2 separate regions of the Homo sapiens genome follow, and region 1 is linked to region 2. A link is an interaction called in ENCODE POLR2A ChIA-PET data of the cell type or tissue named here. Cell type or tissue: K562. All regions are shown on one strand. Links, peaks and the distances in the headings refer to the core of each region. The heading gives the core; the rest is flanking DNA. Region 1 holds the start of LOC107985081 (a long non-coding RNA gene). Region 2 has its middle 140 kb from the start of LINC02074.

Region 1 (16,514 bases), core at 4,709-12,708, 63 kb before region 2:
GCTGGTAGGGGTGCAAATGAGTTGGGAGAGTGAGTTCCTCATGCCTTCCTTATCCACATAGTTCCAAGGTTTCCATCGTCCAACTACAGTGTTTCAACAAAGAGACATGCTGGGCGTGGTGGCTCACGCCTGCAATTCCAGCACTTTGCGAGGCTGAGGCGGGCAGATCACCTGAGGTCAGGAGTTCAAGACCAGCCTGGCCAACATGGCATAACCCCGTCCCTACTAAAAATACAAAAATTAGCCAGGCGTGGTGGTGGTCTCTTGTAATCCCAGTTATTTGGGAGGCTGGAGTGGGTGAATCGCTGGAACCCGGGAGGTGGAGGTTGCAGTGAGCCAAGATCACACCATTGCGCTCCAGCCTGGGCAACATAGCAAGACTCCATCTCAAAATAAATAAATAAATAAATAAATAAATAAATAAATAAATAAATAAATAAAAATAAAGTAAATAAACAAAGAGACAGTAAATGCCTGGAGAATGAATTAAGACCCATAGTTCTGGGTTTTTAATGGGATTGTCGAAGAGCTAGACCCATGATGAATTTAGGAAAATTTGGGATAGATATGACAAAAGAGTTTATAGCCATAATATATAAAGCCGTGCCATATTCAATAAGAAAGCAATCACAAGCTGACAGAGAAAACAGTCAAATTATACCAACAGGCAGTTCACCAAAAAATACATGCATATTGCCAATAAATAACTAAAACTATTTCTATCTCATTTGTAATAAAACATAATTTCAGACAAGGTATTATTCTTTCCCCATCAGATTGGCAAAAAGTTTACAAGATTGATACCAGCCAGGGTTGGTGAGGGTGTGGGGAGAGAGACATTCTCAGGCTGTCCACTCTTTTCAGAGACGAGTTTGGCAATATGCATTAAACATGAAGGGTGGGCATGAACCTTGACCAGTTCCACTGCTAGGCATGTACCCCACAGAAATATCAGTATCACCATATATGCACAAAGATGTTACATACAAAGAAGTTCCTTTCAGTTATACTAACAAAATTCGAGCCAGTCTAAGTGTCTATGAGGGATGTAGTTAAAGTACAGCACATCCAGGCCAGGCATGGTGGCTCACACCTGTAATCCCAGCACTTTGAGAAGCCAAGGCAAGAGGATCACTTTAAGCCCAGGAGTTTGAGATCAGCCTGGACAATGTAGTGAGACCTTCTCTATCAAAAAAAAAAAAAAAATCAGCCAGGTGTGGTGGTGCACACTTGTAGGCTCAGCTACTTGGAAGGCTGAGGTGGGAGGATTGCTTGAACCCAGGAGGTTGAGGCTGCAGTGAACTGTGATCATGCTACTGCACACCAGCCTGGATGACAGAGTAAGACCCTATCTCAAAAATAAATAAATAAATAGCATGTACATACCCTGGAATACTATACAGCTATTAAAAAGAATGAGAGAGACTTGTCAGAGGTCCTTTAAGTAATAGAGGAAGGTCTCCGAACACTATTTTATTATTCTATTTTTGTAAAATAAATAACTATATCTACAGTTTGTATGTGTGTGCATTGAAAATGATCTGGCAGGTTCCACAGCAAATTGTTAATGATGGTGACCTCTAGGGAATGAGATCAGAGTGGGGACAAGCAGGGGAGGTGGTAGGAGGCAGTGGTGCAGTGAAGTGGAATGTTTTTCTATACTCTTACTTGGTTTGTTATCTTTATGATGAGCAATTTAATGAAAACCAATCAAATCTGAAACACGGGGAATAGGTAGAATTGAAAAGGATTTTAGCAACTCTCAGTTCCTGCTTTACTTTCCTGGGTCTTCATAGGACAACTCCAGGCTCATTTCATAAATGGAAAGTTGGGCATCAGAGACATAGTGTGAACCCCTGCCCCCCTCTAGTTACACAGATTCTAGGGCCCAGGCTGACTGCTTTCAGGCTGATCTCTGGAATGGCTTTTAATGTATAAGTAAGGGAGATGTATCAGTTAGCTATTGCTGTATGCCAAACATCCCAAGTCTCAGTGGCTTAAAACAAGCATTTATTATTGATCATGCGTCTACAGGACAACTGGACTGGGTTCGACTGATCTCATGTGGAATTACTAAGGCGTTTGTGATCAGCTCGTGAGCTGGCCCATGGTGGGCTGGCCCAGGATCTGGGCTTTGACGCCTTGGCTCCCCTTCAGGTGCCTCTCGCATCACTCTAGCAGGCTCGCCTAGGCATGTTCTCATAGTGGGAGCATAGGTGTGTGGTGGAAATGCACAAGCACTTTTTCAAGTTGTGCTTGAGTCAAAGTTACGACCATGGACCAAAGCAACCTCCTGGGGAGTGTGGGAGGTCATGACTTCAGGGCCTGGATAGAGGGAAGCCATTCGCAAGGCCACAAACGCAATCAGTCTCCTACAAAGACCAGCTCAGGACCTGCAGCAGTCAGAAGGGATTGGAGGTGTCCCCTCCCCAAAGCTTTGGAAGCCTTGCTGCCAGAGTCCAAGTTCTGAGTCGGTGCTGGTCACTGCAGCCTGGGGATAAAGAAGCCCAGTCTTTCCGCTGCAGGAATGGCCCCCACGGGAAGGCAAGCCATCTCCAGCTGTGATTAGTTGGAGATCAGCAGTATCCAGCCAGCCTCCCAATCTCACCTGGGGTCCCGGCGACGGGGGGCCTGAGGATGAAAGGATGGTGGGTAGTGGGCAAGGGAGGAGGGAGGAGTTAAATAAAACACCAGAGCAAGCCCCAGAGGTGTGAATTTGCCCTTGGTCTTCATCTAACAGGGCTGTCTGCCTCCCCTCCTTTTTTCTCCCATGTCCTCCACCCACACCTGCCTCTGAATGTGGTGAGCCAGGAACTGATTGCACAGAAACTTCTCATTTTTAGTTTTACCTCAGGTGGTTGCAAATCTCCTTCCTGCTCAGAGATGGGGACTGAGCCTGCCCCTTGGCATCCTGGTCCTGCTGCCTGCCCCCTCCGTGGCCCCAGCCCCAGCCCCCAGCCTGGACCCCATGCTCCTCCTCAGCACTCTGTCACTGACAGCGCCTTCGCAGGCTACAGGGACTCTGGTGTGGAGTGATAGATTCTGCCTTTTCCTGCTTTCAGGAAATATTGCCATTCGCTTCGCATTTATCCTGCCCCTCATCACCACATGGAGGCCGAGGCTGAGGCGGGCTCGTAGTCATCTATTATCTGCCTCTGTTGGAGGAGGAGGACAGGCTTGCACCGGGAGTGCCAGGAGGTGGGCTGGGGCTGGGGAGATGGAGCTCTCATTCAATAAGCCACAAATATTTATTGGGAGTCGGCTGTGCACATAGAAGTGCAGGTACTGAAAGGAGAGAGAAAAACGGTGCCACAGGGCCAGGGGACACACCCTCCTACCAGACTCACAATGGGGCAAGAGAGGTGGGACATTAGCTGTTAGAGGCTGAAACCGCAAACACCCCTGTGGAAGTAACAGTACAAGAGTGCTAGAGGGTGATTTGAAATCAGGTATAAAAAGCTTTCCATATGCATGCCCTTTGATCCAGCAGTTCCACATCTAGAAATTATTCTAAATGTGTACAGAGATGCGTGTACAAGGTTTATCAGAGCATTATTTATAGCAGAGAAAAGCAACTGGGAAACAAGTTCTGCAACTTATGGTACATCCATATAATGAAATGCCATGCCAACATTCAAATGCATGTGGTAGAAAAATATTTATCTTCAAGACAAGGTCTCGCTCTGTCACCAAGGTTGAAGTGCAGTGGTGTGATCATAGCTCACTGCAGCCTCAGCCTCCCTGGGCTCAGGTGATCCTCCCACTTAAGAAAAATAATTATTGGTATACAGAAAAAGCTTGTGAACCATCATCAAGAGATAACTTCTATAATATTGGTGTGTATAATTCTGGCCATTTTTATACATACACTTATTTATTCACAAATGAGATAGTAGTAATTATTCTATTGCCTTCCTCATCCCCTCTTCCTAAAAGGTCTAGGGAAGTTTATTAAAAAACTAAATGGGATCATTGAGAGTAGGGGCTGAGAGAGCTGTGAACCCTGCTGGTCCCAAGAGCATCCACGTTGTCACACAGACCTCTAACAAACGATGTTTATCACAAGCACCTTGGAGCCAAGCATCTCTTAGGAAGGCAGCCGAATGTGTGAGTAATTTAGAAAGATTTCCATTCAAAAGGACCCCACAAAAGTCGTGACAGTAAGAGAATGGAGATAGGTGTTACTGAAACTTTAAATGGTTGGACAAACAAGGGCATGTCCTGATGTTCCAGATGAATATCTGTGCACCTGAGTATAATCAGCATCTCTCACCTTCCTATGAGAATCGATTTTGTTCACCCCTGTCCCTAGGCTGCGGATACCAAAGGCAAAGTCCCCAAATATTCTCTGCCTGCCAGGAATCTCAAACCCTTTGAAGGGAAAGCTTGATGGTGTTAGGAACGTAGAGGTTTTCCAGAGAAGGGTCTGTTTTGGCAATGATGGGGTCAGTGCTAAACAGTGAGTCCAAGATGGCTGAATGAGAGCAGGTGTTCTGACTTCAGGTGTGGGCTGCAATGATGACTAAGGAGTTTCTGGAAGATCCGTCTGGACCTTGAAGGTTGAGAGAGGTTTCAGCAGGTAGGTAGGGAAAGATCAGCAAGACAAGCAACTGAGGCTTAGAGAGGTGGCCTGACTTATGCCACACCAGCCAGCTTAAGAGGGAGCCTTGAACTTGGGCGGTGCTCTGGCTTCTGCAGAGCCAGGTGTACCTCAGAAGGACCGAGCCTGAGGAGGGGAGGTGGGAGACAGCCTCTCAGCTCCACTCTGATGAAATGTCTTGAACGTAGTTATCCCGTGCAGAGTGTAATGGAGGGAAGTCCTGCGCTCCGTGCTGCTCATTTGCATGTGTAAATGCATGTGTATATATATTGCTTATTAATGTCAGTGGAATTTGCATTTTAAGTGGATTGCCTTGTTGGGCATGTTCTTTAGAGCCCTGGACTTGAGCAGAATTTTCCAACTTGAAAGTTGCTGTTCCCTGCGCAATAAGCAATTGGGCTCTTTCTCAGGGGCCAAAAAAAGGGGGATAGATGGTTGTGGTGTAGAAGAAGGAAAGGGGCAGTGAATAGGGTGTCCAGACAACAGTGACCAGTGACTCTGGGCAGGCAGCAGCTTCTCTGTGCCCCAATCTCCTCATCTGCACTGTCTCCCCTGCTTACCTCACCGGGTTGACTTAGAATCCTGGGAAGATCATTGTCACAGTGGGTAGAAAAGTGGAAGACTCTACAGCTATAGGGGTGATTATCATTCCCACAGCCCAAATAGCAGCCATTGGTGCATTCTCTGCTGCCAGTGTTCATATGTGCTATCTGTCTCCGCACCTCCACCTGGACACAGAACCTGGCACATCTTCGAGTCTTTCCTGCTCCCCAGACAACTTTAATCATCAGCCTGGACTTCTCTAGAGAGGAGAGAATGGGGTTGTCTTGAAGACACAAGAACGAAAACATCCACACTGGACATTCTGTTCTCCAAATCCCATGTGTCAGGCCCCTTTCTCCACTCAGCAGCTGTCCCAGTGGTCTCTGCTCTGGAAATGTCAATTGCCTCAACTCCTATGTGTTGAACAATTTGACTACACTCCAGCTTTTATGCCCACATTTGCAACCCATCAGGATGCTGGGCAAACAAAAGGGCCTCCAGTTCATCAGACGCCCCATCCAGGGAAGGGAGTTGGGACCACAGACCTCAATTTGCCCATTATTTCAACACCAGGGCACTTCACTTCAGCAGTGGAATGTTGCCTTGTTTCCCAACTCATTAGCTCATCTGCTCGTTGTCCCCTGATTTGATGACAAGAATCTGGCTTCCTGAGCATCTGAGGGCATATCACGGCTGTCATCACAGAAGTGACAGTGACTATGGGCTTGAGTCAACCATGCTTGTCTGGGCCCAGCTGCAGCCCCAGAGAACAAAGAACACTGGTACTAAGGGTAACCAGGAGGTGGGAGAGGGCAGAGAGATGGGGGACAGTTAGCTTCGCTACCAGTCTGTCTGAAGGGTATAAATAAGTGGATACAAGACACAAATCTCACATGCTGAAGAATTTCAAATCATTGACTTTGTTACTCCACCCTTATGGAGTAGAGAACAGCTCTTCACTCCTTAAGTGTGGGCTGTGCATAGTGATCTTCTTTCAAGAGTATAGTATGGAAAGGCAGAAAGAAAAGAGAAGTTTTCCAGGGTAGAAACCCAGCATGACTACCTGTATGCACCCTTGATAGGATGTGATAAGAAGATTATGATCCTGTGATTAACTTGGGTGATATGTTTTGGAGGGGAAGATCACTTTACCTCTGTGGTCTTCCCCTCCAAAACATACCCAATCTGATTATAGGAAAAACATCAGACAAACCCCAACTGAGGAACGTTCTACAAAATAACTGACCAGCATGCCCCAAAACTGTCAAGGTCATCAAACCCCCTCAAAAAAGCCTGACTCATAGGCAGGAGGAGGCCAGGGAGACGTGACTACCAAGTGCAATGTGGTTTCCTGGATGGGATCCTGGAACAGAAAAAAAAAAAAACTACAGAAATCAGAATAAAGTATAGACTTTGGTTAATAATAATGTATTAATATTGGTTCATTATTTGTGACAAATGTACCGTACTCATTTAAGGTGTTAATAATAGGGAAATAATAGAGGAAGCAGAGTGAGGAAAAAGGAACTCTCTGTACGATCCTTGGGATAATTCTGTAAACCTAAAACTGTTCTAAAATGAAACATCTGTGAAAAAAAAACTTGGCAAACAATCAGGATTTGTTACTATATTCAAACCTCTTCAACTAAACAAAGTGGCTGTTTTGTTTTAGGTTTTCTGCACCATCGTTTCTCACTGATGTTGGCATCATCAGACTGTCAAAGGCTAAACAGCACCTTTAAGATGCCTGGCAGCAAGTCCATCCAGCCCAGGAGAAAATGGTCCAGGCCAGGGACATGCTATTTGTCAGAGAAAATTACTTGGATTGCTCCCCACTCCTCATCCCAGGGTGTGCCCCACCTTCTGATACTGAAAAGACTCATCTGGGGTATCTACACTCTGCAATTATTGTGTAGTCCTAGGTAGTGTGCTTATCTCCATCAGGATTCAGTATCTCCAGCTATCAGACAAGCTTGGAAGAGCACAGTCCTCATAGGAGAGTGCAGCAAGCATTAAACACAGAATCAATCTTACTATACTCACAAAACGGATTGCCTAATTCAGGTGCCACAGACGTGGAAGCTCCCATTAGCCCCAACTGTGGATCTTGTTTGTCTCAAAACCCCAGTATATCCTCAGGAGCCAGAAGAATATCTGATGCATAGTAGATGCTCAATAAATCAATGGTTATTCTGTGCTGGGTCCTGTGCTTGTCATCATTCACTCTAGATGTCTTCAATAGCCCCTGACACATGCCACCTTCCTCCATGCCACATCAAAAGTCACATGTAATATGCAAACATTAAATGTTGATGATTGAAACACCCTCATCCCATAAACAGTCCTGCCCCACCCCCCACCTCTTACATAACAGATGAGAGTGGACCCCTCCCATCAAGCTGCTCCTCTGTGACTATGCTCCTTTGCTCAGGACTGGGATGAGGGAGATGACTAATGTGTGACGCCAACATGTCACGCCACACACCGGGAAATACTAACGCATAGGCTTCCATTCCAGCAGTATGGTGAGTTAGATACTTTCACATTCCTTTTGAAACAACTAAAATTATTGGGGGAAATTTTTTTAAATACCACTTTGGAAATGCCCATGTGGCACATGAGGAAGGGCTCCACAGAACCCCCAAAGTGGAACAGAAAGTAGCCAAGCCAACTTTTACCCTGAGAATTTCTACTGAAACTTGGAGAACTTGGCTTCAATTCCTCCCTCCCTCCCTCTCTCCCTTTCTTCCCTCCCTCCCTCTTTCCTTCTTCCCTTCCTCCCTTTCCTTCCTCCCTTCCTTCCTCTCTCCTTCCTTTCTTTCCTTTTCTTTCTTTCCTTTCTCTTTCTTTTTCTTTCTTTCACTTTTCTTTCTCTTTCTTTCCTCCCTTCCCTTTCATTCCTTCCTTCTCTTTCTTTCTCTTTCTCTTCTCTTCTCCTTTCCTTTCCTTCTTTCTTTCCTTCCTCCCTTCCCCTTCCTTCCTTCCTTCCTGTCTTCAGAGTCTCACTCTATTGCCCAGGCTGGCGTTCAGTGGTGTGATTTTGGCTCATTGCAACCTCCACCTCCCAGGCTCAAGTGATCCTCCCACCTCAGTCTCCTAAGTGGCTGGGACAGAAGCTGACTGCCTGCCACTATGCTCAGCTAATTTTTCTATTTTTTGTAGAGATAGGGTTTTGCTATGTTTTCCCGGCTGATCTTGAACTCCTGGGCTCAAGCAATCCACCCATCTTGGCCTCCCAAAGTGCTAGGATTACAGGTACACACCACCATGCCTGGCTAATTTTGTATTTTTTTTTAGAGATGGGTTTCACTGTGTTGCCCAGGCTGGTCATGAACTCCTGGGCTCAAGCAATCCACCCTCCTCAGCCTCTCAAAGTGCTAGGATTACAGACGTGGCCACTGTCCTGGCCTCAGACTTCTGTTTTGATGGTTGTCTAAAACAGGGCAACAAGAGAAATATCCTCAATCTAATAGAAGCACACATCAATCTGGGACCACAGAGAGTATTCATCAGGTAAGGATGAGCAGGCAATACACCTGCCACGTAGAAAAAGGTGAAGGGGAAACTTGCTTGACTTGTTCAACCTTGGCATTTGGGGAGGGAGGAAAACAAACTTACTTGAGACTGTGTAATCATGAGCCAATCTTCACAAGGGTCTATGGTCATCATTTTAGCTACCTGTAGTCCAAAAAACCTCAAGGGGGAAATTAAACAAGTTGTCCTAGTTTGGTAGACCATGGCAGAAACCAATGCAAATCCCCTCTGGGAAACTCTGCTTCCACATGACTTACAGAATACTTACAAAATTCTAAGAAATATGGTGGCCCAAAGTCAAAGGTCCCCAGAAATTATCCTGTTAGGACTCCAGGAAGACAGAATTTAAAAAAAGGAAAAAGAGAATGAGAAGGTCTAGCATATGTTTAATCAAAATTCCAGAAGGAGATGATACAAGAAAATGAGAAAAAGATAGTATTCAAAAAGATAATAGCTGAGAACTTTCAAAATATTTTTGTAAGACACACATTTTTATATCCAGGAAGCTCTGGTGGTATCTGATGCTATTCCTGGATGGGAGGATTGGTGCCTTGAAAAAATGTTTGGCACTTCTACTTTCTACTTCTTCTTCTTAGTTTGTAGAAAGTTGCCAAAAAAAAAAAAAAAAAGTTGCTCTCCTCCTATCAAGAAAAAGCTGGATAAATTACAGAATACCAACTCTTCCTGGACCCATCAGAGAGATGAAGTCACAAGGTAACTAAGTAGCCTGGAATCCACAAAGGAGCAAGGCCCTCCAAGGAGAGAAGAGATGCATGAATGACCTACCTCCCTCGTGGCAGAACAAGGGAGGAGGAGGTTCTGCAGCCTAAGTGGCAAGGAGAGTCAGCTACAATTTTAAAGAACCGCTGAAGGCCCCGTGTGCACTAGTGTATCAGTCTGAAATAGATGCAAGCATCTGCTAAAACAGGAATTCCTGTTTACTCACAGGATATTTCCCACGAGCCTCTGACGGGTGCTCTGAGAAAGATTTGGGCCGGCAGGACACCTGAGAGAGCCACCATTTGCAGCGCAGACCAGCAGAAGGTGATCAGCTGCCACCGTGAAGGAGACAGAAAACTCTGCCATTTCCCTAGAGCTTCCTCTCATATGAAGCAAAAGCCTTAAACCACTAGAGGAGGAAGTGCAAACCCTTTTGCCCACTGGGCACAAAGTTAGTGATCAGTGGCTATAGGGGTGGAGAGAGCAGGTGCAACACCCTGTCCAGACCCTTCTCTCCTACAAAGCAAAAGCCATAAATCACTTGAAGAGGGAGAGCAAAGCCTCTTGCACCCAGGCAAAGACACAACGTGGTTAATGAAAAGATGTAACAAAAACTCCAATGCTGGGTGATGAGCAGGTAACTGTCTTGGGCTCAAGGGCCCATGTTGATATTAAGTAGACGTCTCTTACCACTGGAGGAAGAGCAGGAAACGCCTGTCTAAGACCCACCAAAGCAGTTTGACTACTGAAGGAAGAGACCACATGGGGCAACAGTGCTGGAAAGGCTTTACCCCCAAAGCTCAGGTACACAGAGTCTCCCTGAGACTAAAGCTGGACAAGGCAACAGAGAACCTTCCTGCCCCCTCCACAAGCCTATCAGGGAGTACCCAGAAACAGCAGTCTACTGCTGGGGAAGGACAAAGCATGGAGAGAGATCTACTTTGTGACACAGGCATTGAAAGACTGGGTGAGTTGAGGGTGGACCACTCACACTGTGAAAACCCTCCAGCACGCCAGCCTTGACCCTAAATATAGGCAACAGCAGCACACTGATCGGAAACCTGGAAGCCTGCGGTCCAATAATGGTAACCATAGCAACAGCAAAATCCAAATCCAGCTCAACCTGTAGCTAGCATGACTCACCCCTCCACCTAATGACCCAAAACAAGAAGCATGCCCACTTCCAGGCATGCATATGATCTATCTTTTGCTAACCAGTTTTAGTGTGATATTTGACATTCAATCAAAAATTATGAGACATTAAAAAAGGGCAAGAAAACGCAAATTATTTAAAAGAGATAAAACAACCAAAAAAATAAGACTCAGATATGATCTTCATGTTAGAACTATCAGACAAGTACTTTAAAATAATTATGATTAAAGTGCTAAAGGAGCTAGTGAAAAAGTGGGCGGCATGCATGAATGGATGTAGAATTTCAGCTAAGAGAAAGAAATTGTAAGAAAGAGTAAACTGGGAATACAAGAAACAAGAAAAAAGACAAAATCAGAGAAAAAAATTTCCTTTGATGGGCTCATTAGTACACCCAAGACAGCAAAATATGTCAATAGAAATTACACAAACTGAAAAAGAAAAAGGAAAGGGGAGAGAACTGGATTAGAATATATATGAGCTAAAGACATACACAATGGCCTAATATATATATAATTGGAGTCCCAGTGAAAATGATTTTCAAAAATCAAGAAAAACTGAAGACTTTTACAGACAAAGGCCAAAAGAATTTATTACTAACAGGTCTGTACTGTTAAAGGAAGTTCTTGAGGCCCAGAGAATATGATACCACACAGAAACTATACCAAAAAAAAACACCTTCAAAAATGGTAAAAATAAAGGTAAATACAAAAATATTATTTTCTCATTTTTAGTTACTCTAAAAATAGTTGTCTTGTTAAGCAAAAAAAAGTTATATTTTGGAGATATTTTGGGGTTTATAATGTGGAAAATAAAATGTGTATCATCGATAGCACAAGCATAGGTGGAAGAAATTGAAAGTATATAGTTCTTATATAATATAGTGACTTAGTATAAAACTATTTGAAGGTAGACTGTGATATATTAAACATGTTAAAAACTCTGGGACAACAACTGATAGTTTTATTTATTTTTATTTTTTGTTGATATGGGGTCTCACTATGTTGCACAGGCTGGTCTCTAAGCTCCTGGCTTTAAGTGATCCTCCTCCCTCAGTCTCCCAAAGCGCTAGGATTACAGGCATGAGCCACCACACCTGGCTCAGACTTTTCTTAAAAAAGTATAATAAGCCAATAATGGAGATAAAATTGAATCATAAAAATTAGTCACAAATCAGGCAGAAAAATAGAAAAAAAAGAAGAGATGAGACTAAATAGAAAATATTTAGCAGTATAGGAAAATTAAATAAAACCATATCAGTTATAACACTAAATTTAAATAATTAAAATGTCCCAATTAAAAGACAAAGATTGTCAGACTGCATAAAAAAGCAAGACTCAACTATGTGCTATATCCAAGAAACAGAATTTTAATATAAAGACATAACTGGTTAAAAGTAAAATGATGGAAAAGGATACACTCATGCAAACCATGCAAATATTAATTGAAATAACTAGAGTAGCTACATTAAAAGTAGTAAAGGTAGACTTCAGATCAGGAAATATGACCGAAATTAAAGAGGGGCATTGCATAATGATTAAGGATCAATTCATCAAAATGAAATAATTTAAAGGTATATGCACCTAACAGCAGTGCTTCACAACATATAAAGCAATTACTGTCAGAGCTGAAAATAAGTAAATACATCCACGAATAGAGTTAGAATGTCAACATTCCTCTCTTATTAATTGATTGAATTAGTAAACAGAAAATCAGTAAGGACATAGAAGACCTGAATGACATTATCGACCAATTTACTCTGACATTTTATAGAACAACCCAATCAACAACAGCCCGTGACACATTCTTTTCAAGTGCATGTGGATCATTCCATAGAATAGACCATATTCTTGCCACAAAACACATTTTAAAACACCGAAATTATACAAAGTATGTTTTCTAACCACAACTCAATTAGAAATCACTAAGAGACAGATATATGAGCACTCAACAAATATTTGAAATGAAATAATACACTTCTAGTGAGTTGAAGAGGAAGACACAGGGAAATTTTAAAATATGTTTGAACTGAGTAAAAATAAAGGCAACATATTAGAATTTGTGTGATGCAGCTAATAGAGTGTTTGGGGAAATTTATAACATTATATACCTGTATTAGAAAAAAATAAGTGTCTCTGATCAATTACCTAAGTTTTGGCTTTAAAAACCTATAAAAGGAAGAGCAATTTAAATCCAAAGAAAGCACAAGGAAAGAAATAATAAAGATAAGAGCAGAAACCAATAAAATTGAAAGAAAAAATTGATAAAAATTAACAAAATGAAATACTGGCTTTCTGTAAAGGTCAATCAAATTGATAAACCTCTAGTCAGACTGATAAGAAATCAAAAGGGAAAGACAGAAATTACCAATGATGGGAAAAAAGAGGAGAGCTATCACTCCAGAGCCTACAAATACTGAACGGATATAAAGAAAATACTATAGACAACTATATGCCAATACATTTAGTGACTTAGATTAAATGGACACTTTTCCTCAAATATAGAAACTATCAAAGCTTATTCAAAAAGCAATAGATAAGTTGAATAGTCCTACATATATTAAAGATATTAAATTTATAATTAAAAACTGCACACTGTATGTAGTCAAAAACCTTCCCACAAAGAAAACTGTATGCCCAGATGGCTTCATGTGCTCCATGGCAAGTTTTTCCAACATTTAATGAAGAAATAATGTAAACACTACATCAACACTTCCAGAAAACAGAAAGGAAGTGAACACCTCCTAACTTAAGATGAGAACAGTATCACACTGATACTAAAACCAAACACATTACAAAAAAAATACACAGAAAACTATAAACACAGACCAATACCCTTAATGAAGAAAGGTGCAAAAAATCCTTAACAAAATATTTAAAAAATAAATTCAGCAGTATATGAAATGACAGTACATCATGACCAAGTTAGGAGTTTATCGTGGGAATGCAAGGTTGGTCCAGCCTGGGTGACAGTGGGTAACCCTGTCTCAAAAATAAAAAGAAAAAGAAAAAAAAGAGAAAAGAAAAAAAATGAAATTTTGAAAGTTTTTTAAAGTACCACTTACAATATTACCAAAACCAATAAAATACATGTATAAGATTTATATGCTGAAAACTACAAAGCACGGATAGGAGAATCAAAGATCTAAATAAATACATGATGATATATAGGATGTGTCAAGATGTAAATTTCCCCAAAATTGATCTATAAATTTGCTACAATCAAAACTCAGCAGACTTCTTTATAAAAGTCAACAAGCTTATTTAAAAAATTCATTTAGAAAAGTAAAGGAACTAGAATTGCCGAAACAATTCTGAAAAAGAACAAATTTGGAGGCTTATATTATTTGATTTCAAAACATACTATATATCTACACTAATAAAGACAGTGTGGTAATAATGAAAACATATCCAGAAACAGGGCCATAAAAATATGGTTAACTGATTTTCAACAAAAGTGCCGAGGTAATTCAATGGAGTATGGATTATTTTTCACCAAATAGTACTAGAATAATTTGACATCTATGTGCAAAACAAAGTCTTTGACACATACCTTACACAATATACAAAAAATAATTTGAAATGGATCATAGACAATGTGAGCTCTAAAATGATAAACCTCTAGAAGAACACATAGGAGAAAATCTTTGTAAACTTGTTTTTATTTTGGAAAGAAAACAAAAAGCACAAACCACAATGAAAAAAATTAACAAATTAGATTTCATTAAAATCTCAAAATTCTGCCTTTTGGAAAGGCATGTTTAAAACATAAAAGGAACGAGCCATATAGGAAGAGAAAATATTTGAAAAATACATGTCTGATAAGACTGTAACCAGAATACATTTTGATCTCTCAGAACTCAATTATAAGAAAATAACCTAATTTTAAAAACGTTTTAAACTTGTTAAAAGATTTGAACATATATTTCATGAAAAAAGATATACTGATATGGTTTGCCTGTGTCCTCACCCAAATCTCATCTTGAATTCCCTTGTGTTGTGACAGGGACCTGGTGAGAGGTAACTGAATCATGGGGGTAGGTCTTTCTTGTGCTAGTGAATAAGTCTCATGAGATCTGATGGTTTTAAAAAGGGGAGTTTCCCTGAACAAGCTCTCTCTGCCTGCTGCCATCCATGTAAGACGTTACTTGCTCCTCCTTGCCTTCTGCCATGATTGTGAGGCTTCCCAAGCCACGTGGAACTATAAGTCCATTAAAACCTCTTTTCTTCCCAGGCTCAAGTATGTCTTTATCAGCCGCATGAAAATGGACTAATACTTATATACATATGGCAAATAAGCACATAAAAATATGCTCAAAATCATTAATACTAGAGAAATGTAACTTAAAAGCCAATTAGATATCCATGCATACCTATTAGAATGGCTAAAAAACAAAACAAAAATAAAACTTTGACAATACCAAATGCTGGCAGGGATGTGGAGCCACTGGAATCCGTATACACTGCTAGTGGGAATGAAAAATGGTACAGCCACTTTGGAAAACAGTTTGGCATTTTCTTATAAAGTTAAACATATGCTGACTGTATGTGGTAGGCTGAAAAATGGCCCCCTAAAAGGATATGTCCACATGCTAATCCCCAGAACCTGTGAATATGACCTTATACGGCAAATGGGTGAGTATGATCTTATATGGCAAGAGATGTAATTAAGTTAAGGACCTTGAAAATAGTTAATTCTGGATTATCCCAGTGGGCCCTAAGTTCAATCACATGTATCGTCATAAGAGAGAGGTAGAGGGCCCGGGTGTGGTGGCTCATGCCTGTAATCCCAGCACTTTGGGAGGACAAAGTGGGCTGATCACTTGACCCCAGGAGTTTGAGACTAGCCTGGGCAACATAGTGGGACCCGATCTCTACAAAAAAATACAAAAATTAGCCCGGCATGGTGGTCCCAGCTACTCAGGAGGCTAAGGCAGGAGGATCACTTGAGCCCAGGAGGTCAAGGCTGCAGTCAGCCGTGATTGCACCACTACATTCGAGCCTCAGCAACAGAGTGAGACCCTGTCTCACCAAAAAAAAAAAAAAAAAAAAGGAGAAAGACACGCAGAGGGAGTCTGGGACAGAGACAGATGCACAGGGAGAAGGCCATGTGGAGATGGAGGCAGAGATTGAAATTACGCAGCTGCAAGTCAAGGAACATCAAAGTTCGACCACAGCCACCCACAGGTGGGAGAGAGTCATGGAACAGATTCTCCTCTTAGAGCCTCTGAGGTACTGCAGCCAAGCTGATGCCTTGATTTTGAACATCTGGCTTCCCAGAACTGTGAGAGAATACACTGCAGTCGTTTGAAGCACCAAGTTTGTGGTCATTTGTTATGGCAGCTTTTGGGAACGAACGCACGAGATAACCAGAAAATCTCCCTCACACATATTTACCCAAGAGGAATCAATTCATATATCCAAACAAAACCCTTACATGAATGTTTAGAATGACTTTATTCATAATTGTCCCATACTGGAAACAACCAATATGCCCATCAACTGGTAAGTAAACAAATTACGATTCACCTATTCAAAGGAATACTACACATTGATTAAAACAAAACAAAAAACAATGATACATGCAGCAACATGGACTCTCAAAAGCACCACGTTAAGTAAAATAAGTCAGAATCAAAAAGCTCCATGCCACATGGTCTTATTTATGTGACATTATGGAAAAGGCAAAAATGTAGAAATAGGAGACAGATAAGTGGTCACCAGAAGCAAGGGATGTGGGGAAGGAACTGATTATCAAGGAGCATGAGGAAACTTTTTAGGGTGAGGCAATGGTCTATGTTTTGATGGTGATGGTTAAATGACTGTCTGGATTTATCAAAATTAATAGAACTGTATACCTACAAGGAATACAGTTTACTGTATATAAATTATGCCTCAATTAGCTTGAAAAAATGTACGAAATGCCAAAGCAAAAGAAATTATCCTAAAAGCATCAAGAGTGAGAAGA
Region 2 (16,514 bases), core at 3,592-11,591:
AACACCCTCAAATGCTTCCATTCCATTGAGTGCAGGATCAAGCTCAAGCTCCTTAAGCTGTACCACAAGGGCTTCCTTGAAACTGGCGCCCCCTCCAGCCTCTCTTCTCTGTAATTTATGCCCCAGCACAACCAAGCTGCCTGAACTTGCCCCACTGCATGGAGCTCCTTCCTCTCCCAGCCATCACTCACGGGCCTCCTCTGTCTGGAAGGCACACACCAAATTGATTCAGCCAGTGACTCAAGAGTCAGGACCATAGAGGCCATTCAAGGTCAGTTACTGGGTGAACAAGGAGAAATCTATCCCAGGCACTGATAATAGGCATAACCAAGAATCAGCTCTAAGGATGCTATTAGGATCCAAAACCAAGGTAAGAAGAGGCAGATGCTCACACTGCAGGAACTGGTTAATTCCATCAGGGGATGTTTCTTAGGACAGGAACAACAAGTGTTGACTGAGTGCAGGCTTCTCATAGAAGACCCACTACACATCACAAGACATACAAAACACTGTATGTATGTGTTTTCTCTAATCCTCACAGCACAAATTATACAGATGAGATAAATGAGGTTGCCCAAATCCTAAGAAGCAGAGCTGGGATCCAAACCCCAGCAAATGCGATTCCACAGTCCATACTCTCATGCCTTCCAGAGCCGGGTAGGGAGGCAACAGCAGCATCAAAGATTGAAGGGTCCAGTGGCCGTGCCCTCCATGGAACCAGAGCCACCCACACACATGCATGCACTCGAAGAGGCAGCTACAGGGAAGGGACTGAAAACAAGCCTTGGTACCACCTGCCTGTGCTCAGTTCCTGGGTCTACATGGGTTAGCTCATGGCCTCTCTGTGCCTCAGTTGACTCAGCTGTAAAAACGAGGCAATTATTACTGGCACATAGGATTAGAAGAGTTAATTCCTGTAGAGCACTTACACAATGTCTGGTGCATGTTAAGTGCTCAATTAATGTTAGCTACACTAGCAAGACATGGCAAAGTCACACGAAAGTCCTCTTCCGGTCCACCCTGCTGGTCCGAGATCACTAGCACAGTGGTGGCAAGAAGTGGCCTGAATTTCAGAGAGCACAGGGTCAATATTTACCAGAATTTGCCTTTATTCTGCACTGGCCCGAAGAGGTGTTTTCTGGGGAGTCAACCCACCGCTTTGTGCAACCCTAGAGTGTGTCTTTGTGAGGAGGCTTCACCCTGCCCCACTCCTTTCCTGCTGCTCATTTTCATGTTCAGAGATGGCCACAGCGGTCACTGCTAGTTTAGTTCACTTCCTCTTCATTGTAAACTCCAAGTCCCAAACCTACCAGCCCTCACTCTCCTGAGCCGCTCAGCAGCCCAGCTGATTTCATCACAGCCATAACTCTCTAGAATAGCTGCCGTTACGCAACAGCTCCTAGCGCAAAACTGGTACGACTGTGTCTACTGCAATGTATTCATCAGTTTCCACAGGCATTTATTTAGTGCCTACTGTGTGTGTGTCATATAGATGCCTACTGAGCAGTCTCCCTCCACCATGCACCCCCACCATCACTGCAGACACGCTTCATTGTCATCCCTGAGTGGGAGCCATCTCTTTAGAGAGGGTATGAGATGTTTTGCCCGAGTTTGAGATAGTCCTCTCCTGGTGCCCCTCTGTTCCGTCCTCTCATCCCACGTCACCTGCTTGGGCTCCTCTCTGGCTCTAGCTCCTGCAGGGTGTCTCTTTTGCCTGGGTAGGAGACGTCCTCTCCCTCCTGATGCAGCCTCTGCTGTCTCTCCAACAGTCTGTGCTCAGCCTGGAGATCACCCCCAAAGGGGTCTGCTCCCTCGTCTCATGCCTACTTAACTGATCTGCCTCCAGCCATCACCGTCTCGGGTCTTCATGTCCCTGATGCTCTGTAGCCACCAAGAACATGTCCTGCTTCATAATCTCCTGTTGTTTTTTAAGCATTCCCTGTCACCACTCCCATCCCTATCTGTTGGGTATTTCTGCATCTCTGAGTTTCCTTTTTTTTTGAGACGGCGTGTCACTCTGGTGCCCAGGCTGGAGTGCAATGGCACGATCTCGGCTCACTGCAACCTCCACCTCCCGGGTTCAGGTGATTCTCCTCCCTCAGCCTTCTGAGTAACTGGGACTACAGGCATGCCACCAGTCCTGGCAATTTTTGTATTTTTAGTAGAGATGGGGTTTCACCATGTTGGCCAGGCTGGTCTCAAACTCCTGACCTCAAGTGATCTGCCCACCTTGGCCTCCCAAAGTGCTGGGATTACAGGCATGAGCCACTGCACCCGGCTTTCCTTCTCTCTTGAACACTGAGTTCTCAGCCATCTGTCCATTCATAAATCTTGCTACCCTCCTCGCCACTGCCCATCCAGAAGTCTACCAAACAATTCTAAGAACAAGTATTTTCACATCCAACTCCACATTTCCTTCCACGGCAGCTCCAGACTCTCAGACAGGTGGCCTTTGAACCCCAGATTCATGGGTATTTACAGACAGGTATCAACTCCACCATGAATCTAGAGTCTTGAAAATGAAAAAGAAATTTCAAATTGTGCCTCTGCTTTCAACTAGTATCACATTTCCGCTTTGCAAGAAACAGCAAGTGCAGCGTGGGTGACCAGATAGTGACCTGTCATTCCACACTCCTCCTGCAATGTCCATCAAGCTGGCTTCAAGTGAGTCTGCATATCATCTTTGCTACTGTGAAGATGCCACAGAGCTCTTGAGGGTACACAATAGGCATTCAGCCACACTCCTGCGCACATGGGTGCCTACAACTTCCCCATCCTTGTCTCAGGCTTATTTTTCTGTGGTATTAAAGGATCACAAAGAATTTCTAAGTCAGTCGAGTTCTTTGTTGCTATCATTAGTTGTAGTGCATGGAGGGGGTAAACAATGCAGCTTGTTCTTTTGCCTCTCCAGTTCCAGAGATTTATTTACTAGAATTTTTTTTTTTTTTTGCCATTGAGTTGGAAGAAATCAAGAAAGACTAATTACTTTCTTTTTTAGCTGAGCCTAAAGCTGGATACAAGGGTAAACCTGGGAGATTTACATCTGAGTGGCGGTTTTATGTCTCAGCCTGGAGGCGGTAGTTGAACCCACTGTGTCTTTGCATTTGTTTTTGGAAAACTGTGAGCATCACCCCCAGCATGGATGCCTGAGTGGCAACCAAGACCCTAATCTATAGCATGGGGTCCCCATCTGGACAATGATGCACCAATGAGTGCCGAGTAGAAGTGGATCCTATCCTCCTATGCTCCTCAGGATAGGCCACCCTGTGCTGTGAAAACAGACCACAAGAAACCCCAAAAGCTAAGTAAATGCCATGATGATCTTGCTCATGGATGCTCTGCTCATTGCAGTGACTTCAATGGCTACGAGAGACGCTGTCTCAGCCAGGGTAAGGGGATGCAGTGACTCACATTGGCTCACAGAGTAGACACAGCCGTGCCTACTTCCAGGGCTGGGGAGTGTGTCCTGCCACGTGCCCACAGCGGGGGCCACCGCGCTGATGATCACTGCAACTTGCACTCCTTTGAAGCTCTGGGGCTGCTCCCGCATCTGCGACAGTCAGCATAGCCCCTGACCACACCCTTTCTGCACTTTGGGTTCATGGGTTCATGGGTTCCATTTCGTTCCCCAACAGCAGTTTGGAAAACTTCTCATATATTTCTCCAGGTCACACCAACACAGGAGTGAAAACGGAGTTTCATCAGTTGAGAAGGAAAGAGGAGGGGAAGGAAGGGCAGGACAGGGGAGGGGAGGAGAGGGGAGACCTCAAGCTCATGCAGGTACAAGGGAGGTGTCCCCTGTACACTAGTCCCATGTCACTCGCCGGTGGCTCCTGGTCTGGCTGCAGCTGCTCTACCTTGCCATCCAGGTGCTCTGCCTTCTCTGGAACTTTGCCCTGTCGTCCTCAGACACCAGCTGTACCCCATCACCCTTGCATTACATGCTGGTACGTGGGCCACAGAGCAATATGAGCTTCTGTATTTGTATCCTTGCCTGACAGAAGTTCCCAGAACAGCTGGTGTGTTCCTGTGTCTGTCATTACCTTCTCCACACCCCAGGACAGAGAGACGGCAACAACGTAAAAAACACTCCCCACCATACTAAGTGACCCCTCCCCTCGGGCCCTGCACCTGTGCCCAAGAACCAACTCTACACTCCGACTCCTTTTCTCAGGATGGGTTGGTCTGTTTATTTTGCCCATAAGCCTCCTGCATTCCTCCCGCACGTCTCCTCCTGGCTGGACCTCTCCTGAATCCCAGGGCAGACAGAGGTTAGGGTCTTAAACAGCCCCCAGCATGCCCATAAGCAATGTCAGAGAAGCCACGAGGTGTCTACTGCAATGACAAGGAAGACATTGTTCACTGCTTCAATCACCGGAGAAGACAAATTCCCCACACAGTAGAGCCTGTCTGTGCACAGTGGGCTGAAACAGACACTTCTCCCCTCCAGAGTGCTGCAGAGGGGCCTCCTGCATTAGGAGAAAAGTTGGGCCAGGTGACCTCCTAGTCCTTCCAGCTCTGAGATTCAGCCATGTTCCTCCCAGCAGGGACTGATTGTATTTGCTTCACCCTTGGGAGCCAGCAGGGTTTGGAGCATAGAGAAGAGTGCACACACCCAGCGCCCTGGCTCCAATCGCCCCAGCTCTGTCCCTGACACAGCCTTCCCAGCTTTGGGGGAAGTCCTCAGGGGTGCGACAGGGCCCGGACTAGAGTGAAGCAAGTCCGGCCCTCAGTCCAGGCAGAAAATTTAGGGGGACCCCAGAAACTCACTAAACAAGATAATATTTATTGCGGCATTCTTAGGAAACCAACATGAAATAAAAACTATCCACAACGAACAAAATATCCAAATGTGGACTAAAGACAGGCCTTGTCCCTGTACTTGGACAACCCACACCCTAGTCCCAGCCCGGCCAGATCCTGTCTTTATTTCACATGTGGACAGCAGACAGTTTGCTCATCACAGATTTTCTCTGCTTCGACTATGTGTGATGGTCTTGACTCCTGAGTATTTGGCTGCCCCTTTTAAACGTGGCTGCAGGCAAGTGCCTCGCTCTCCCCATCCTGGCCTGGGTCCCGCCCCCCCCCAGGCCTCTGGAGCTGCCCTGCGCTATTTGCTCTCCCTCTCCTGTCGGCTTGGGCCGCCTTCATCTCTCATGGAGTTCCGGGCAGGGGACCACCCCTGTAGTAGACACTGTCGGTGCCCCAGCTACTCAGCCTTGGCCTTGACGGTTCCAACGCCCGTGGCTTCTGACTGCAAACACCCATGACTCAGTCTGGGAGCTTTCACAGGAGCCAGGAGCATGTTCACAGCCCACATCTGGGGAAGCCGGATCTGCCAGAGAATTAACCCCTATGGATGTTAAAACATCTCAGCTCCTCACCCCTCAGGAGGGATGATTTGGAATGATGTGGTGCACCTGGCCCTGAGGCCTGTGAAGGGATCCAGGTGCAGGATGTGGGCCTGGAACACACCCAGAGCCAGCTGCTCCCCTTCCACGCTCATTTCCTAGTCCCTTATCAGTGCTTCCTGGGATCACCTCCCCAGACAACTGCTTCTGGGGCCATCTGGCTGAGACAAACCAGCTGCCATTGCCACCTAGGGCCACCCATGCCCTGTCTACTGATGGCCCCCAGAGCCTCACAATGCCAATGCCACCTGGCTGAAGCCCCTTTGCTAATGCGGTCAGGTGGGACAAGGGGACAATCCCCTCTCCCATCCATCCCATGTCCCTTTGGCCCACAGACGGTTCTGGTGAGTGCAGGAAGCATCCCATTGCATCCCCAGCACCAGGCAGGGGGTCTTGTATGACAAACACCCTTCCTTTCCACTCTAGTCCTTCTGTGGCAGGCAGGTCTCACAGATGCAGGCTTCCATAACAACTGTTTCAGTACTGACTGAGTGGCTAAGCTAAATATTAAAAGCCAGCACCCTTACACAAAGGCTGGAATGTAACAAAGGCCCACCAGGAGTTTTGCCTAGGCCTTTCCTGGGCCTTAAAGCATGACAAGATAACAAAGGAATTCTTAACAGGACCCATTTAGGATTAAACAAGTTTTACTGGGGGTCTGAAGAAACTTGCCAAACCACTGTGACTTAGCCCGAGACAAGATAAGGGTAATCACCCCAGCACCTGGACCCATTTTAGATCAAGTAAATTTACTGAGGCTTCAGAGGAAGGTCTTCAGGACTCAGGCCTTAGGTATAGATTAAAATAAGTTAATCGCTTATGTCTTTTCTTTTTTTTTTTTTTTTTTTTTCCTGAGATGAAGTTTCGCTCTTATCATCACCCAGGCTGGAGTGCAATGGTGTGATCTCAGCTCACTGCAACCTCTGCCTCCTGGGTTCAAGCAATTCTCCTGCCTCAGCCTCCTGAGTAGCTAAGATTACAGGTGCCTGCCACCATGTGTGGCTAATTTTTGTATTTTTAGTAGAGACAGGGGTTTTACCAGGTTGGCCAGGCTGGTCTCGAACTCCTGATCTCAGGTGATCTGCCTGCCTCGGCCTCCCAAAGTACTGCAGGCATGAACCACTGCACCCAGCCAACTTACGTCTTTTTTTTTTTTTTCTTTTTTTTTTTTTGAGACGGAGTCTTGCTCTGTCACCCAGGCTGGAGTACAGTGGCACGATCTCAGCTCACTTCAACCTCCGCCTCCCGGGTTCATGCCATTCTCCTGCCTTAGCCTCCCAAGTAGCTGGAACTACAGGCACCCGCCACAACGCCTAATTTTTTTTTTTTGGAGAGATGGGGGGGTTTCACCGCGTTAGCCAGGATGGTTTCGATCTCCTGACCTCGTGATCCGCCCGCCTCGGCTTCCCAAAGTGCTGGGATTACAGGCGTGAGCCACCGCACCCAGCCCAACTTATGTCTTTAGATGAATGTACACTTATACTTAGATACATAGCTTAGAAAGTATGTAAGCTCTAGAAAACTTTGTAATTTTGAGTTCGTCTGGCAATATTTTCCAGGTCTTTTCCCTGTCACCAGTTGCAGAAATAAAAACTCTCTTCCTCCCCAGTTCATCTGCATCTCGTTATTGGGCCATGAGAAATAGCAGCCCGACCCTCAGTTTGGTCCAGGAATACCTCTTCCCAGGACTGAGGTATGATACCAGCGGGCAGCCATCTGGGAGAGCAGCCTCCCAATCCCCTGCCAAACTCTCCTCTGTCCCTGTCCTTCCCAAGAGGTCTTCTGTGAGCCCACCCAACGAAGTGATGGTTTCACTCCCACCCTGAGGTCAGCTGTCTCACAAAGCACAAGCATAGATCGCCAGGCATTCACAGAAGTCCCAGGCCCTTTGCTTGCATGTATCCAAGCCCCCCCTAGGATCCCCATGGAAGAATTTCTTAGCAGGATGAATCCTTAAAGGTCAAGTCTGGAAAGGAAAATTCTTAGATGAAATCTCTGAGAATTCTTAGAGCCCCAACAGTAGTAACAATTTCAAGAGAGTTGGTTTTATCAGAGGCCTAGAGCATGCAACAGGGCCTGGTGCTTCCAGCCAGGCCTTGAGCTGCCTGGAGCTAATCAGGAGTCAAAGAACGGTGGTGGCCTGGGAGTCAGGAGCCCTAGCCTCTGAGAAAACTGTGCAAATTTGGGTCTCTGACTCATCACCTCTCTGAGCCTCAGTTTTTTCATCTGTAAAAGGAGGGGGTTACACCAGATAATCCCTAGGGGCTCTTCTAGCTGTATGATTTTATAAAGAAAAAAAAAAAGTTCTTCTCTTTGAGGAGTCCTGAGACCTGACAAAAAAGCATTTCTAAGAAATACAGCGGAGTCTCCTCTAGGAATTTTTCAGGATTAGGGAAAGCATCAGTCAGTATCGAAAGGAGTCTATAGACAGTATCCTAGGGAGATGGAGCAGGGACAACAGGACCTGGGGTTGGGGTGGAACTTGTATCTCACTCAAATACTATCCACTGAATCTTGGAACTAAGATCAGTCATTTTCTACAAAACAGGCCCCTGGCCGGCATCCAGGACTCTGAGAACTTGGGTCGCTGCTTTTACTAATGTCCCATGAAGGGGACGCCAGGACAGCTTCCCAGTGGATGCTTCACTGCCCTCGGAGTGGGAGGAGTCCCATCCACCCACTGCTGGAAGCTGAGATAACCACCGGCTGAAGGGAAGAGTTGGCAGAACAGGAGATGGAACACCCAGCTAATGTGAAAAGAATGAATAGATTAAAAACCGCAAGCTACTTCATCAGGGCCCACACGGCAAGTTAAGCCCGCAAATATCGATGCTGAAATGTGTTGAGAAGTCTGTCCAGGAAGGCCAGGAAATCAGGACGCTCGCAAAGACCTGCTCGGAGCCACAGCCACGGCGGCCACCTCCGCTAATGCGGCTTCTGCTAATGAATGCGGCCTTCAAATCTCTCTCTCCAGGGCCCTGGGAGGACTGTTAACACCATTTGCCAGCTAAAGAGCTCAGGAAGATCCTTAAGTTTTAAAAGCACCCCTTCCATGGCTTTCCTGCCCTGGAGGACCTGGGTAATGGGAGGTGAGGAGGAGAGCCAGCTGGCACAACCCCTTCTCCTCTCCACTTGAGCTCCCGTGAGAGATGTCACCTGGCAGGGACCCAAGGAAGGCTTTAGAGTGGGGAAGAAACCCCCCACCTGCCTGCCTCCTGCCAGCACTGATATGGGAGCCAGGAGGCAGCTTGGCAGGTCGGAGTCCTGGCTGGAGACTAGGTGCTGGTGACTTTCTCTGTCTGAGCTCATTCCACCTTGGCCATCTTGGGGATTAAAAGCTGGGAAAGGTCTTAGAGATCAATCCAACTCATTTATTTTATGGTGGGCAAATAGCGAGGTCCAAAAATGCAAAGAGAGTTGCCCAAAGTTACACTGTGGGGATGAGAACAGGAAGGAGAAGTGGAGATCTGGCATAGGCTAAAACCCACACCAAGCTACACAGACTCAGCGGACCTCATGAGCGCCAAAGTGACGTGTGTCAGACATGCCTGTGTAAGACGGAAGACACAGTGCGGATTCTTGTGCCCACCCTCTGGGTATTCACCTGCTAAGGGAAGGGCACTAGCTGAAAAGTAGTGGGAGCAAACGGGGATCCCAGCCAAGAGGGAGAGGAGGGAGGAGCCTGAATGAGTGCGCATGGCCACAGAGAGAGCTGACTACAAAAGGGCAGTGGGCTTCACCTCTGTGGCACTGCACATGCTGACATGAGGTTTGGGGTCCCTTAGTGCTTCCAGCTAAGTGGTGTGGCCCCAGGAGAGTCTTTTATCTCCCTTTTCAGGAGTCCTCCTGTCAGAGGCGTTTGAACCAGAGCAACTCCATCTTGAATAGGAGCTGGGTAAAATGAAGCTGAGCCCTATTGGGCTGCATTCCCAGGAGGTTAAGGCATTCTAATCACAAGATGAGATAGGAGGTCGGCACAAGATACAGGTCATAAAGACTTTGCTGATAAAACAGGTGACAGTAAAGAAGCCCCACAAAAACCCACCAAAACCAAAATGGCAATGAGAGTGACCTCTGGTCATCCTCAGTGCTACACTCCCTCCAGCACCATGACACTTTACAAATGCCCTGACAACATCAGGAAGTTACCCTATATGGTCTAAAAAGGGGAGGTATAAATAATCCACTCCTCGTTTAGCATATTCTCAAGAAATAACCATAAAAATGGGCAACCAGCAGCCCTCAGGGCTGCTCTATGGAGCAGCCAATCTTTTATTCCTGCACTTTCTTAATAAACTTGCCTTTACTTTACTCTATGGGACTCGCCCTGAATTCTTTCTTGCATGAGATCAAGAACCCTCTCTTGGGGTCAGAATCTGGACCCCATTCCTGTAACACCCCCTTGATGCTACCAGATCACTTACGTCCATAGGCCCACAGGAAAAGCTGGAGTAGAGGGCGAAAAACACTAGATTTTGGGAAAGTTATAAGCGGGTTGTAAACACAGACTGGGCAAACCAGCTCTGTCCCATCTGCCTCCAGGCTGTGGGCATGACGTAGTCTTGAAGATAAGAGTCAGGAAACTTAATTTATTAGCAAGAATTAGGGTCAGCCACATGCAACACAAAACCCAAACTAACAGTGGCTTAACCAAGATGGCAACTTCTTTCTTCTCTTATACAGAACAAGTGCAGAGGTAAGTGGTCTCAGGCTAGTAAGGCAATTCTGGGGTTATCAGAACTCAGTATCCCTCTGTCTTTCTGCTTCTGCCACCCTAGGGCTGAGCTTCCATTTCCAAGGCCCTGACTTGGTCCAAAATGGCTGCGGGAGCTCCAGCCATCACCTTCCAGGTAGCAGGGAGGGAGGGAGTGGGAAGAGCATCTGAAGGCAGTGCTCCCTCCTAGCTGAGCCGCCTGCCCCAAAGTCCCATGGAGCATGGCCTTTCTCATCCCAAGGCTGGAATTTATTCCCACAGCCACACTTCATTGCTTAGAAAGCCAGAAAATATGGTCTTTTATAGCTGGTTCCATTACCTCCCCAAATATAACAGAGATTCTCTCACTAAGGAGGAAAAGGTTGACAGCTCTTGGGTGGAATGAGCATTTCTGCCCCTCCTTGGATCCTGTTTCTCTGTGCTTCTGGCTGTGCAACTGTAACCTCAGTTTTCTACATCTGTGAAATGAGGAAAATCAACCCAGGCTCCTCCCCCAAGGCTTGATTACAAAAAAGTTAATTAAAACAAAAAGACAATTCTGTAACTCACAGGAAGGAAAATAAGCTGGTGAGACCTGGCAAACGCAGCGGGTGCAACGTGGCCTGGCTGTCCTCACGGATGTCCATACTCCAGGGAGTGGGCAATTACAGGCTCCCTGCCACGAAGCCCTTTGAAACATAAGAATTCTTTTGAAATATGACTAATTACCCCCCACCTGACTTTAAGACTAGATTTTAATGTATGAGGCTTTTTCAAAATGAACCTCACCTGTGCTGCTGCCTTTCCCAAGCAGGCTAATGATAGAGAACAGGGGCAGGAAGCCAAGCGGGGACGGGGGACAATGGGCAGATGAGAAACAGAAAATCCACCCACCTTGCCGTGCCCAGTAGGACCAGCCTCCTCTTCTCCAAACTTTTGGCCTGAATTCCTCCTAACAAGGACTCCAATGAATCCCATCCCTCCTCCTTCCCCATCTAGCTCTGGTGCAGGTACTAATGAGTGCTGGAGGGACCCAGGGCTGCGAGCAGCCACGCAGTACCGATGTGGACCGTGACGGCAGTTCTGTAGTTACAGGTTGATGCTCCTTCTCCCAGACACAAGAGCCTGCAGGCCGTGGAGATGAGAAGGCAATGCCTCTGCCAGTGGGGAGAAGGAGGAAGAGGATGAGGTCAAGGAATATGAAGCAGCAGAGGGGAAAGACCGTAGGAGGCTCTGGTTTAGAAAAGCAAATCCAGCCTCCAAGAGCAACACCCTAGTGAGGACTTCACTCTCCTCAAAGGAAAGTTGCAATAAACAGAATAGAAGACAGGTGGGAACCAGCCTGGCAAACATGGCGAAACCCCGTCTCTACTAAAAATACAAAAATTAGCCAGCTGTGGTGGCATGCACCTGTAATCCCAGCTTCCCAGGAGACTGAGGCGGGAGAATCACTGGAACCCAGGAAGCAGAGGCTGCAGTGAGCCAAGATCACGCCACTGCACTCCAGCCCTGGGTGACAGAGGATGACTCCGTCTCAAAAAAACAAAAAACAAAAAAAATGGAGGGAAGGATAATGAGGAGAAAGGAGGAGAATGAAGACACCGATATGACTTTGGGCAGCTACAACTCTGGCTATGTCTGCAAAGCCTGGAAGGATGACACACCCTCGTAACTGCACCTCAGAATGCAAAAGAGCCAGGGAACATTTCTCCTGAGCTCACATTTCTGTAAGGCCTTAGTGTAAACACCTGTGAGATCTAGGGGACATGAGATGGTGACATGCAGGGATTCCATTAGGCATCATGGAGAACCTCTCAGCTGCAATAGCATCCCAGAGAGGGCTACATTTGAGGAAGTTTTGCAGGATGAATAGGAGTTCACTGAATGGGCCAGGAGGAAAGAGCCTTCCGGGCAGAGGCAGCATTGTGTACAAAGCCCAAGAGTGTGAAACGTCAAGGGATGTGCAGCTGATGGGTCTGGATGAATACAGATTTGTAGGGAGGGAGAGCAACTGGGGAGAAGGTAGGAGAAACCAGTGGGTCCCTCTCCTAGGGAATTTCCAAGTTGCCCATGGGGTGTGGGCTTTGGCCAGAGGTAACTGGGAGCCACTGAAAGATACCAGCAAGGGGGAAGCACATTTTAGAACAAGCACTCTACTGCAGAAAAAGGATTTTTTAGCGGAAAGACAAATTGAGGAAGAGGTAGCAAGGTCTGGAGTTACTGCAGGAGTAATGGGGACAGAGGACAACAGGGCCTATCTGAGGGGTGTTGACATGACTTGGAAGTATGTGGAGGGACCTAGGATGACCCCCAGATTTGACTTGGGGACAGGGTCGAGGGTGACACTATGAGCTGGGTAAGAAACACAGAAGGAGGAAGGAGTCTGACAGGGAAGTGATGAGTTTGCTTTTTTTTTTTTTTTTTTTTTTTGAGACAGAGTCTCACTGTGTCACCCAGGCTGGAGTGCAATGGTGCAATCTTGGCTCACTGCAACCTCCACCTTTTGGGTTCAAGCGATTCTCCTGTCTCAGCCTCCCAAGTAGCTGAGACTACGGGCATGAACCACCACACCCTGCTAATTTTTTTATTTTTAGTAGAGACAGGGCTTTGCCATGTTGGCCAGGCTGGTCTTGAACTCCTAACCTCAGGTGATCCGCCTGTCTCAGCCTCCCAAGTAGCTGAGACTAAGGGCATGAACCACCACACCCTGCTAATTTTTTGTATTTTTAGTAGAGACAGGGCTTTGCCATGTTGGCCAGGCTGGTCTTGAACTCCTAACCTCAGGTGATCCACCTGTCTCAGCCTCCCAAAGTGCTGGGATTACAGGTGTGAGCCACTGAGCCCGACCTGAGTTTGCTTTTGGATATGTTGATTTTGGAGTGGCAGGGGCCTTCAGGTAGAGACAGGTAGGAGGCCATTGGATACATGGTGCAGGAGTGTAGGCCTATGTAGGTCATCCATGCATGCCTGGCTCTGGGATCTTCGCTTTAGTCATTTAAATCATGGGCCTGCTGTCTTTTCTTATGCCTCCAGGAACCTGGCCACATCTAGAGCAGAGTAAGTGAGCCACTTGGGGAGGGCAGAGGCTGCTGGGATGGCAAGGGAGGTTGAGTGGGAATCCCCAGAGAGGAAACCTCCCTCCCCGCAGCCCCCGCTGTCCCACTTGTGAGACGGAGCTCTGGGACCAAGCAGTACACCCACACACAAGACAAAAAACTTCTTCCTCAGAGCTGCTCACATAGGGAGCAAAATGCTGATGAGAAGCAAATTGTCTCCCTAGGAGGCCTCCGGTTGAGAAGCCTAGAGCCCTTCTTTGCTATAACTCTAGAAAGCACAGACCCACAAATGAAGGGAGAGAGGGAGGAGACAAAGTAGGGATGATAGAGGCAAGCAATGGTGAGGACTCAAGGAGAAGAGGGAGCAAGGGGAGGGCAGAGAGGAGTCACCCTGGGGCCCAGAGACAGGAGAGACCAGTCAGCAAAGGATCAAAACCGTGACTGGAGTCCTTCGGAAGCAACCCTCCCATTTCCTCCAGTGACCTGGGGGAACAGATGGTCTCAGCAGCTCACTCTGTCTGGGACAGGTACCCACTCCCAGCTACAATCTCCTCTGAGGGTCTGGTCTACCACAACCCCTCCAAAAAGCCCATCTTTGCTGTTCCTGAGACAAAGACACTGCTCACAGGTAATCCTGGCCAGACAGATCAAGCCTGCCTCTCCGGTGGGGGAGTGGAAATTGGATTCACCTCGTCAGACTTGATACCTGGGACTGCTCAGAAATTGCAAGACTATTTACTCCCCTCTCCAGCCTGAACCCTGGATGCAGAGAAATAAGCCCACTTTAAGGGACATCGCCAAAGTCAAGAGCCCTCCTCTGTGACCCTGGTTTCCTGGCTTCCAAGAAAGGAGGTGGCTGAGTGTCAGTCTGGAATCATCCACTCAGAACAGGCAATGCTTTCCAGAGATCAGGCACCGAGCGTTGGTCCCTTAGACTCTTCTGAAATGAGGGTGTGGAGAGGATGGGGAGGCAGAAACAAAAGATGTGTGAGATGAGAAGGGAAAGACCACTTCCCACGCATGGCAGCTTCCCTCTCACCATTGCAAAGATCATGAGCCAATTATTCCATCAAGTTAGATATTAGCGAATCCAACTTTATTAGAGCTTCAAGGCGCATGAAACGTTAATCATGGAAACCTTGATATTCTGCATTAGAGACTTACTCTGGGAAGAGAAAAAAACACTTTCATTTTCCTTTGAGGTTAATACAAGGCTAATTTGAAAGCACTCGGTTAATGAGAAAGCTAAAAATACCTCTAGTACGATCACGTGCCTGAGTCCCAGCCTCAGTGGCTCCAGCCTCTCTAGAACACGAAGCCAGCTTCGGGAGGGAGAAACAGCTCTGGACTCAGAGGACCAGCACCTACGTCCCCAGCTGGTTACAGAGGCGCACCTGTCCTGAGGCTGCCAGATTGACAGAAGAAAACAGGAGGCAGAGAAAGTGAGGCGACTCCACTGCTCTTTATGTCCCTCCATGGGGGGACATAAAGATTTTACTTTGACTAAAATCTCAAGTGCTACCAGGAGTGGGGATGGGTTTTCCCTGAGCCACACATGCTCCCTCGCCCAGCCCTGCCCACAAGGGCAGCCGTGGGACAGTCAGCGAGCAGGGTGCTCACTGTGGTGGAGGAGAGGGTTTTCCTCCAGGGGAAGCAAATTGGACAGTAACCAACCCCACCCCCACCACCACCCCCCACCCGCCCACAGGTGATTGCAGCAGCTCACCAAGTGACCAGAAGCCATCATGACAAGAAAGGGATGAATTGGGCAAATTGAGAAGGCGCGGTCCACTTCAGCCTCGTGGGCTCCTGAGCACGTGCACGCACGTGTGTATTAAACCCAGAGAGGAATTTGATTTAACAGAAGAAAAGCCCTCAGGGCTGGCAGCTGTGGGAGCTATTAAGGAGGAGCGAGGAAGGTTCTATGTGTCTGAAAAAATGATCTGAGGAGGTCAGCGACAAAGCCACCGGGGGCTGTCTCCTCCAGGATCTCCAGTTGCCAGGAACCAGGCTGCTGGACACGGGTTTGAAGCTGCCACGGACAGGGCTCTCTCCAGACTGTGGCCTCAGAACCTGGACTCCCAAATAAACCATCTATGGGCCTCTGGGCTTATGAGATGCAGAGATTCCCTTCTTTACAGTCCAGGCTTTGCAGGAAAATGAAGAAAGCAGAAGTTGGGGGAAAGTGTCATGTGCTCTGTCCCCCACCCCAGAGACACATATGGTACATTTTATCCAGAGCTGGCTCCTCGCAGGGCCCTGGATCTGCATGCGGCTGGGGCCAGCACCCTTCCTCCAGTGTAGCCAGCGATCCCCCTCCATGCCCCCTGCAATGCAGCTCCCACCGGGCTGAAAGATAGAGGTGGCTCCATCTCTCTCTGTTTTGCCATTGTCAATGGCATGCTTATTTCACCTTTTACTTTGAGTAAAATCTCAAGTTTAAAGAACACCAGGAGGCCAGGCGTGTTGGCTCATGCCTATAATCCCAGCACTTAGGGAGGCTGAGGCAGGTGGATCACTTGAGGTCAGGAGTTCGAGACCAGCCTGGCCAATATGGTGAAACCTTGCGTCTACTAAAAATACAAAAATTAGCCAGGCTTGGTGGCGGGCACCTATAATCCTAGCTACTCAGAAGGCTGAGGCAGGAGAATTGCTTGAAGCCAGGAGGTGGAGGTTGCAGTCAGCCGAGATCGCACTACTGCACTCCAGCCTGGGCAACAGAGCAAAACCCTGTCTCAAAATAAATAAATAATAAAGAACACCAGGAGCAGATATTTGAGTGTCAGAAACACACGCCAGGATTCTCTTCCACCTCTCACCCTCCCCCACCTCTCACCCTCCCCACCTCCCCCCACCTCTCACCCTCCCCACCTCCCCCCACCTCACCCTCCCCACCCTCTGCTCCAACCTGGAACCAGGAATGAAACACAGGGCCAGGTTTAGCCACAGGCAGGTGGGAGGCAGAGAGATCTCCACTCTCAGGGTGACTGGCAATTGCAAAGAATTCCTCTTCCCTGGACTCCAGGGTTAGAAAAGCAAAGCCCACCCACTCCCTAATCCATCCACCTCACGTTTATTAAAGGCCTACTATGTGCCCAATGGGATGCGAGCACCTCCACCAGGGAAAGCCCAGATCGACTCACATAAGAAGACAGATACTAGACAAATAAATCCACTGAACCCATGCACTGAGGAGTTCTGGTTTGTTAGAGCAAATAGGAAGTGGTTTTATGTGTCCCTGTAACTCCCCCTAACTACATTCCGTCAAGCCTCCCCTGCCTGCTCTCTTAAAGACATCTGGTCAAATTATATACATTTCAGCTGTGCCCAGCTGTTAGCGCCATCTCACCCCTG

The links. Peaks named below come from ENCODE experiments on the same cell type or tissue, not always from the same donor. Only the 100,000 strongest peaks of a DNase experiment are listed, where the experiment ranks them.
Region 1: POLR2A ChIA-PET joins it to region 2 with 5 read pairs; 3 of 35 experiments call an interaction of 5 or more read pairs at or near these places.

The regions. Positions count from the first base shown.
Region 1 is chr17:73,904,568-73,921,081 of GRCh38, forward strand. LOC107985081 (a long non-coding RNA gene) reads left to right here and starts at 7,557. Exons shown (of 3, transcript XR_001752999.1): 1 at 7,557-7,668; 2 at 8,586-8,656. RefSeq lists an enhancer at 1,743-2,244 and a silencer at 6,270-6,470. In K562, for the core only: no CTCF peak of the experiment used is centred there; no DNase peak of the experiment used is centred there.
Region 2 is chr17:73,968,785-73,985,298 of GRCh38, forward strand. No RefSeq gene overlaps it. Among named protein-coding and RNA genes, the nearest start is that of LINC02074, 140 kb to the right of the region's middle. RefSeq lists enhancers at 4,866-5,565, 5,566-6,263. In K562, for the core only: no CTCF peak of the experiment used is centred there; a DNase peak (open chromatin) is centred at 8,107; H3K27me3 peaks cover 4,042 bases.